2 separate regions of the Homo sapiens genome follow, and region 2 is linked to region 1. Evidence: read pairs that join two places in POLR2A ChIA-PET (ENCODE). Cell type or tissue: Panc1. All regions are shown on one strand. Each heading gives the region's core, and the rest is flanking DNA. Links, peaks and the distances in the headings are about the cores only.

Evidence for each region. Peaks named below come from ENCODE experiments on the same cell type or tissue, not always from the same donor. Only the 100,000 strongest peaks of a DNase experiment are listed, where the experiment ranks them.
Region 2: POLR2A ChIA-PET joins it to region 1 with 9 read pairs; 1 of 35 experiments calls an interaction of 5 or more read pairs at or near these places.

The regions. Positions count from the first base shown.
Region 1 is chr5:92,313,172-92,317,585 of GRCh38, reverse strand. No RefSeq gene overlaps it. Among named protein-coding and RNA genes, the nearest start is that of LINC02058, 620 kb to the left of the region's middle. In Panc1, for the core only: no CTCF peak of the experiment used is centred there; no DNase peak of the experiment used is centred there; H3K27ac peaks cover 1,786 bases.
Region 2 is chr5:93,042,943-93,047,356 of GRCh38, reverse strand. No RefSeq gene overlaps it. Among named protein-coding and RNA genes, the nearest start is that of LINC02058, 110 kb to the right of the region's middle. In Panc1, for the core only: no CTCF peak of the experiment used is centred there; no DNase peak of the experiment used is centred there; H3K27ac peaks cover 1,895 bases.

The DNA.
Region 1 (4,414 bases), core at 321-4,320:
TTGTATTTAATTATTTAATTTTTCTATTTACATTAAAAGGTAACACAAACTAATTCCATTTAACCTCCCCCTGCTCAATCTCCTTAATGATAAAATATTCTCTCAAATTACAAGTGACATGAGTATTTGTATAGTAACTAATCTCAGTAGTTTAATCCTAGATCTTATTAAATTTAATCTTCCTGAGTATTCGGCACAGGGAATCAAACCTTCTTTTTAAAGTGTCCCCATTCAGGTCTCAATGTACTAATCGGGTTTATCTTTCTATTGCAAACTGACTCAAACTAGCAGAAAAGGAAGGAAGAAAGGAAGGAAGGGAGGAAGGGAGGAAGGCAGGAAGGGAGGAGGGAGGGATGGAAGGAAGGAAGGAAGGAAGGAAGGAAGGAAGGAAGGAAGGAAGGGAAATTTATATGATATTACCAGAGGATGCTTGCAAAAACAAGAGATGTCAACCTAACTACATCAGGCTTTCTCCACAATTCTTTGATTTTCTTGCCATATTTTTGGTTTCCTGCTTCAGGTCATCTTTCTTTGCACTCCATCTCCCCATATTTGATCAAACTTTATGTTCTTATGCCCTCTCTTAACTGTATTCTATCTCCCTAGATCATCCCGTTCATTCTCTTTGATTGAGCTTTCATGTTGACGTTTTGACTCAAACTTTATTACTTGTCTCGATACTCCTGGTTTGATGCTTGTACTTCTACATTTTTTTTCTGTAATTGTTTACCTTTCTCACATCCCACATCTTGATTATTGAGTATATTTATGCACATACTTGAGTTAGAAACCCCAATTATCAAAAATAATTCATCTTTCATGATATTATATTTTAAATCTGTCATTAATTCCTTTTAATTATATTCTTTTAGCATCTCAAGAATCCATTCCCCTTTCTCCATTTGCACAAAAATTTCCATAGCTATATCCCTGAATATGAGTTGCTTGCCTTATCATCATGGCTTTGTTAAAGTTCCCTCTGTCTTTCTGCTTCCTCATCCCAAACCATATTGCTATGATGTTCTTCCTAAATTACTGATTTCATTATGCTATTCTCATATTTATAAACCTCTGTAAGATATAGTAAAATCCCTTTGTATAGCAACAAAACCTGACACATTGGAATATACTTAAATACATTTATGATATTTGAGCTTTGATTGAGGTTGTTTACATAACTTATGGGCTTTATAATGGCCTTCAATACATCAAACATTATACCACTGTCTTACTAGTAGAGTGGGACCTAGTTTTGAATCCAAATTTGGGTAAAGGAATTAGGCAAGGAATCTCGATGCTTAGATGCAGCAATTCATAGATTGGCTAAAAAAAGAACATAAAAAGTATACATATAATTTATATATATACATATATTTGAGAAGTTATGCATGAATAATGGGACACTTTGTAAAATGCAAGAATAGTAAATGGCGTCTGCCATGTAAGAGAATGCACTTTAAAGGAAAGGAGATCTTTAGGCTGTAGGAGATGATAGATGATAGAGTATGTGTTGGAGTGGAGTTTTATGGAGAGTAAAAAAAGCAAATGAAGAAAAAGAGAATGGAGAAACACAAGAAAATGTTTAACAAAGAATAAAGGCTACTTTGATTTAGTGTTAGGTTTAATAATTGGTAAAATTCTCAAATTTAGAAGTCATAAGAAAAATAAAACATTTGAAATGTTCTCTCCAGATTTAAAAATAAGAAAGTAAAAGAATCACCTACAATTTCTTAAAATCAATAAATTTTATTACAATGTCGTGTTTAAAAAATGTCATGTTATTTTGTTTCACCATGAAATAAGGCTTAACTCTCTCTTTGTCTGTATATAATATATTTCTCAAGCACATCAAAACATTAGATTACTTACCACTTTTCTTGCCGAGGGATGTATCTGCTTCTTAATATGGTGCTCACGGTTTTATACTGGCAATTTTAGCATTAGGAAATGTTAATAACAAGAGTAATATGGTACATGTGGATTAGTTACCTTCTTAAACTGACCTGTCAATATTTTGCATGTCATTGTCATCAAATCTTCCAAAGAATGAACATGTTCTTTCCCTGAATTGAGATGCACCATTTATAATGGAATGGAGAGAGATGTATACATAAATCTAGGTAGGAACTATGAGTTGCACTTACATGTGGAATATTCTGAGTATGTTACTGAAACAGGAAAACTATTGATGTTTTTCATATATTAAAAATTGTTTCTATTCCAGAGTCATCCTTGAAAGGGAACGTCTTAAAAAGAGAAAGCCTCAACCAGGCACTAACCACCTCTCCCCACCCTATCCCTCCTACACCTCCCGCTTTTTTGTGCATATGCATGTTTTAGTTAAATCACTGACAAGGACTACCAGCCTTATGTTTCTACTAATGTTAGGAACAGCACATAGAATTTGTAATGTTAAGCATAACAGCTGATCATAGTATAGAGGAGTAGAAAAGGACAAAAAATGATGCCATTAACCATGCAAATGTGTGCCACATCTGTACTAAATTGTCATTTGCATGAATACAGCTAAGGCAAGCAGGATTACTGTCATTAGAGCAATGCTGTTTGCACTGCTATATTGTACTTAAGGTTGTGTGGGTGTTTCCATTTATAATGCCACCCTTCTCTTTAGGGGTTTGTAATTTGGTTGTAATAATCTGCTTTTGGATGAAACATTACTACAAGTTCACAGAGGGGGAGAAATTTTTAATTACAAAATTGGATTCAAATTGGTACAGCCATATTTTATCTGGAGAAAAGCATTTAAGAACACTAACAAAAAAAAAATGATGTTTCCTTCCAAAATACAATTCTTTAGAATAGAGTGTGTAAGGATGTGGTTTTTTAAGCCTAAGATAGAAAACTGTCTTTATTTTCACATTTTCTATTTGTTGATTTTGCATAGTCTTCCAACAGGAGACCAATACTATATAATTTGTCAATTTTACTTCTTGACAAACTTCTGAAAAATATTATTTTAAGTAGACATTTTATTAATGGTTTTATCATCCAAGCTTTTAATAAACTACATATTGTGTATTAATATAGGGTGTCTTTAGAATCTAACAAGACACGAGGTAGTGCATAGATATTTAAGAAAAACTTTAAGTTTTGCCTACTTATAAAAATAACAAATTACTTCAGCTTTCGGAAAGGTTGGCAAGCAGTTTAAGTGCTATCATAGGATTTTTTTTAAAAATCAAAGATGTAATTATGACTCACAATTATCAATTAGAATAACTGGTATATTGACTTTATATAGACATTAGTTGGCAAGAGATGTTGTCTGTGCATAGGTCTTGAACACTTCAATAACTTTATATTCTGAAAAGAAGGACTTAGGAATACATGTGTGTATATACATGTGTCTATCTATCTATCTATCTATCTATCTATCTATCCATCTATCTATCTATATCTATCTGTCTATGTTCTCTGTTGTATAGTAATGGCTAAAAGCAGAACTGAAGTTAATGCTCACTCATTGAATAGAATTATTGGTGATCAAATTAATTAAGATTGTTACTATAATACTCTAAGGAAAAGATAGTCATTTGTTAGTTTTAGTAATTCCCCATGGCTGTTGACAATTGTCATTTTGTAGATACACAAAGTATATGCACCATAAATCCATACACATTTATAGATGTTTCAGTCAGGCTCCTGTCAGAAAATAGATGACACCATCAGATAGAAAAATTGGAACAGAGTTTACTAAAGGGACTAATTATAATGGCATGAGTGGGACAGAGAAATGCTGCAAGAAACAGTGCAGCCTCTTGGGAGTAGTGACAGAAGGGCTTAAATAACATACCTCAGCTTGAAGGGCAAGAGGAAGAGGCAGTTATCAGAACATGGAGAGAGAGAGCTTGGGAGAACCTTACTTCTGAAAGGAGCCAGGACCTTTGGTCAAAAGAAACTATCCCAATGTAATCTCTGAGAGAAGGCACAGGGGGAGTAGACCTCTGCGCATTCATTTTCTCACTGTTGCAACCTTCTTGTAATGTTCTTTTTTGGCCATTGGAGGGACAAACAGAAGGCCACTGGCACAGTAAGTCACTAAAAGTTCTGAATTTAAATGGCTTTAAATCCTAAAAATCGCTATTTAATAGCAACTAATAGCTATTAAAGACAGCTTTTTTTGCAATATTAACTGAAGCCCTCAGTCCAGTGACAGCAGGTGAATATTTTGGCATATTTTAAAGTTATTTTTGCTAATATTCATGTTCATGCAATCTACTATGTTTTAAAATTTCAATTAATTCATCAATTCTCAAATAACTTATGTAGAGCCTATTATGTAGCAAACAGACAGTCTTGCACGATAAAGTTGGATATGACATGGTCTATGCCATAGAGGGGAGCAAAATGTGATGGGGCAATAGCACCTACAAACAAATAATTATAATTTCAG
Region 2 (4,414 bases), core at 217-4,216, 730 kb before region 1:
CATCTGAGTTACTTTAGAAAGCATTCGTAGTTAAGAAATAATAGACTTTTATTTTATTTTTCCCTGTTTGTGCCTCAGTGCTACTTAGCCAACATTGTTATTTAGTTTAATGTTACCCATTTTTTGAGATGCCTGATCTTTCCAAATTTAAACTTAATGAATGCTATTAGTAATTCAAAGATTAGTAGAACATCATTCACATAAATCAAGTTTTCTATCATGTATTTGTTTTAATTACATTATTGAAACAGACTTCTAAAATATCTTTTATAAAGGGTTAATTTTATTTACAAATATTAATTTATCTTTTAAATGTCATGTATTTGACAGCATGGGGAAGTTGTCACAGTTCCCTTCTTTCTGAAGTGAAATACTATAAAGTAACTTTTATAAATGTTTGTGGAAATTTTCAAACCAATAAAATTGCTGCAAATCCTTCTATGAAAATTGAAACATTCAAACTGCTTTGCCTTCTTTATCTTTTGTTTGTACAGCTAGTCTCAAGCCTCTATTTCAAATGAGAATATCCTAATAAAATCAATCAATCAATCAATCACTTTTGGATGGCCGGATAGTTAGCATTCAACTTAGCCTATGTTTGTATTTAAAATTAGGAATGAGTAAACTTATTTCAGATAAGATAAAATTTAAAAAAAGATCCTAAAGTATGTATGGTATTTTGGATTGAAAAAAATGTAAATAATGAAATAATTTGAGAAAACAAAATAATTGATATTTTATTTGGTTCTAAATTTTTTTTCTAAATAATTAACATGAATTGAGTTGAAATTTTGAATTTCCTGCTCTTTCCAAATAGTAAAATATCTTTCCTCTCTTAATGTCTTCCAACTGAAGTGCATTAGACCAAATAGAGATATTATGCATTGTTTTGGATATATGCTGCCATAAAAAATTAAGTAGACAATTGAACACTTAAAGCAACTGAAATACTAATAAAAGTATATTAAACATCAAATGTAAAAATTATCATTTCTAGATACATAATATTTGGTTTATGTAGCTTTACTTAGTTTATCAATTTCAATAATTTTACTTCAATTTTCTTTTAAATAAATAACTTTAGTCTGTTCTGGAGACCTGAAAACAATTCACATGACAAATACTTAAATTTTGGCAAAAAATCCTTATGGATAGATAATACTCAGGAGGACACCTTATACCGAAGTACATGGTTTTAATGTATAGCAAATATGTAGTCAATATACCTGTTCTCTCTCATTAGGCTACTATAAGGAATAAAAGAGGAACTTGAATGTGGAAATGTGGAATCCTCACTAAGTCAGGGAGTGATCTACAAAAAATGTCATTGAAATTTACCCGTAACATAATGTTGAAAATATTTGAAGGATATTTTTAATTTGTGTTTAATGTACTACTTGTCCATTTGGACCTTCTACTGATGTTATATTGAAGTGAGAAATTAGAGTAACTACAAACACACATATATGTATATGTGTATGTATTTCTTTAATTTCCAATATACTGGGTCAAGAAAATTGAGCATAAATAAGGCAAGACTTTCTAAAATAATTCAGAAGTTAAACTGTAAACTGGAACATATTTTATACAAACCCACATACGTATATATATATATATAGTATATTTTCAATTTCTAAAATGGTGGGTTCAGAAAATGAAGATTTACTATAAATAAGTCAAACTTTTCTAAAACAAACAATTCAGAAGCTTAAACAGACTAAATTAGAACATGGTTAGTTGATGATGACAGCATTTCTTTTCAACACCCTTAATGGAGAAAAATAAGATTAGGAGACACCTATCCATTGCACTTCAGGCTTTGAAGTGGAACTGCCTGTAGGGGTTCTGTATAATGTTAAGTACTTAAAGTTGATCAACACCCTAGACATGATAAGGAGATTAAGTGCTGATTAAACTCCTATCAGTAGAATTCAAATAAGTGATCTGGCAAGACAAGAGCTCTAATCAAGTACTCTTGTTTGTCTGTCATTGGCTCTATATCAGATACAATCAGTCACCATTTCTTTTTTCTGTTCCAAGCACAGCTACTTCAACTTTGATTGTTTATACATTAATTTTGAAAGTACTTGTTATGGTTAGGTGTATGGATTCCATTTATCTGTGCTTAGGTGAGATTATGGCACTGAATTATAAGGAGAAATCCTTGGCTAGAAGATGTCTATAAAGATTAAGTTATATTCCCCCTTTCCCAACAATTAGCAACACTAGTCTGTTTAGCAGAGATCAATTGTAATTGAGGAACTGAGAAAGGGCAATAAACAAATTATGGTGCTTTCACTGAAGTCTGAAGCCTGTTGGTTTACAGAACCTCTGTTATTTAATCCAGAAGCCCTGTAGGTTGTAAATTATCCATTACTGTTGTCACCAGACCCTTAAACAGAAGTTATGTACTAGTTTAAAGATACAGGAAAAGAGAGTCTCCTGGTCTTTGTTTCACCCAAAACAGACCGCACAGAATTAGATCAATTTTTTAAATATTTAGGACTTCAAGCTTTTCAAATAATGTAAAAAAGTTTACCTTTCCATAGCATGAGAAAATATAATTGGAACTGTTTAGTTCTTGTAACCAAAAATCTGATCCAGAAGCTTCTTAAAATGTTTATTTTTTGACTGACTCCATGATCTTACGATTTCGCTGAAGCCTAGTAATAAAATAATAATTGTGAATTTCACATTGTTTTAAGATTGTAGGTTTTTTTTTTTTTTTTTGAGATAGGGTCTCACCCTGCCACCCAGGCTGGAGGCTGGAGTGCAGTGGCGCCATCTCAGCTCACTGCAACCTCCGCCTCCCAGGTTCAAGCGATTCTTGTGCCTCAGCCTCCTAAGTAGCTGGGACTAAAGGCGTGCGCCACCACACCTGGCTAATTTTTGTATTTTTTAGTAGAGACGGAGTTTTGCCATCTTGGTGGCCAGGCTGGTCTCTATCTCCTGACCTCAAGTGATCCACCCGCCTCAGCCTCCCTAAGTGCTGGGATTACAGGGGTGAGCCACTGCACCCGTCCCAAAGGATCTTAAATTCTATATTCAGTACAAGAAGGATAATGGGATGATATACATGAAAGACAATATTTTTTTTAATTATTTGAGGAAGACAAATTGTATATAATAGTACAACAAGAAGTAGAGTCTGAGGGTTCTTTCTTAGCAAAATTTGGCCACCTTGCTATTTGAAATGTATGTTTTCAAGGGCGTAAAATTAAATACACAGGACATCACAAGAAAAGCAATATATGAGTAAGCCTTCAGAGTCACAAAATAACATTTTAAATAAACAATCTGTTTAAAATACATTCAAACAAATGGGATAATAATAATTGGAATAGTGCCATCTGCTTTTGAAATTAGTAAAATGTTCATCATATGTGTGACTGCCATGGAAATGAAGTGTCTTATAGATGCAGCCCATTAAAAGCAGATGGACTATATATAATGTTAAATAGAAAGTTACAGGATTTTAGAGAAATGCATGTGTCAATATTTTGTAACATGTCATGTAGTTCAGAAACCCTAAAAGACCATCTGACAATCAAAAATATCTAATCACCAAAATGCATTACAAATAAAATTGAAAATGTACATTACCACTTGGGAAAAATAATCATCATACCTGTGACAAATGAAAGGTTAAAGCTTTCATATTAAAAAAAGACATTTGCAATTCAGGAATAAATGATGTCACAATAGAAGAGTTTGCAAAAGAAGCGATGGAAATGACTCTATGGCCTCAAAGATGTAGAAATAAAAACAGCAACAGGATATCTTTTTTTTTTCCTTTAACTTATTTGATTGGGAAAATCGACACAATCTGCTATATTTTAAGGCATGAGAAAACTAGTGAAAATTGGAAGAAATGTAAATAGGTTTTCCTCTGTGCAGGTAAGTTTGATAATGTGTGACAAAATGTTTAAAATCCATATATTTCTCTTGTTTTAGGAAAATACACTAAAAAGTGGTATGAAAGGATGTAAAATAAAGGATATTCTTCACAACATTGTTAATAATACCAAAAAATTTGAAACAACTTAAAAATTCATTAATGAGAAGATGATGAAGTAAAGTTATTGGTATATACTCAGTGGACTACTACACAGTTATTCAAAATGAAGACACAGATCTATATTTATTGGCATGAAATTATGTCCTTGACATATTATTGAGTTTAAAAATAGCTACAGAATATGAACCTATTTATTAAAAATAATTATATGAACATCTGTATTTTTTCAAATATAAATGTATATATAACATACAAAATATATTAGTATGTGTATCTGTATCTATCTATGTATCGATATCTGAAAGAATCTTCACCAGAATATTGATTATGGTTAATCTTAGACTTTCAGGGTTTTTTTTTTTTTTTTTGATGACAGCATAACAGGTGTTATTCACC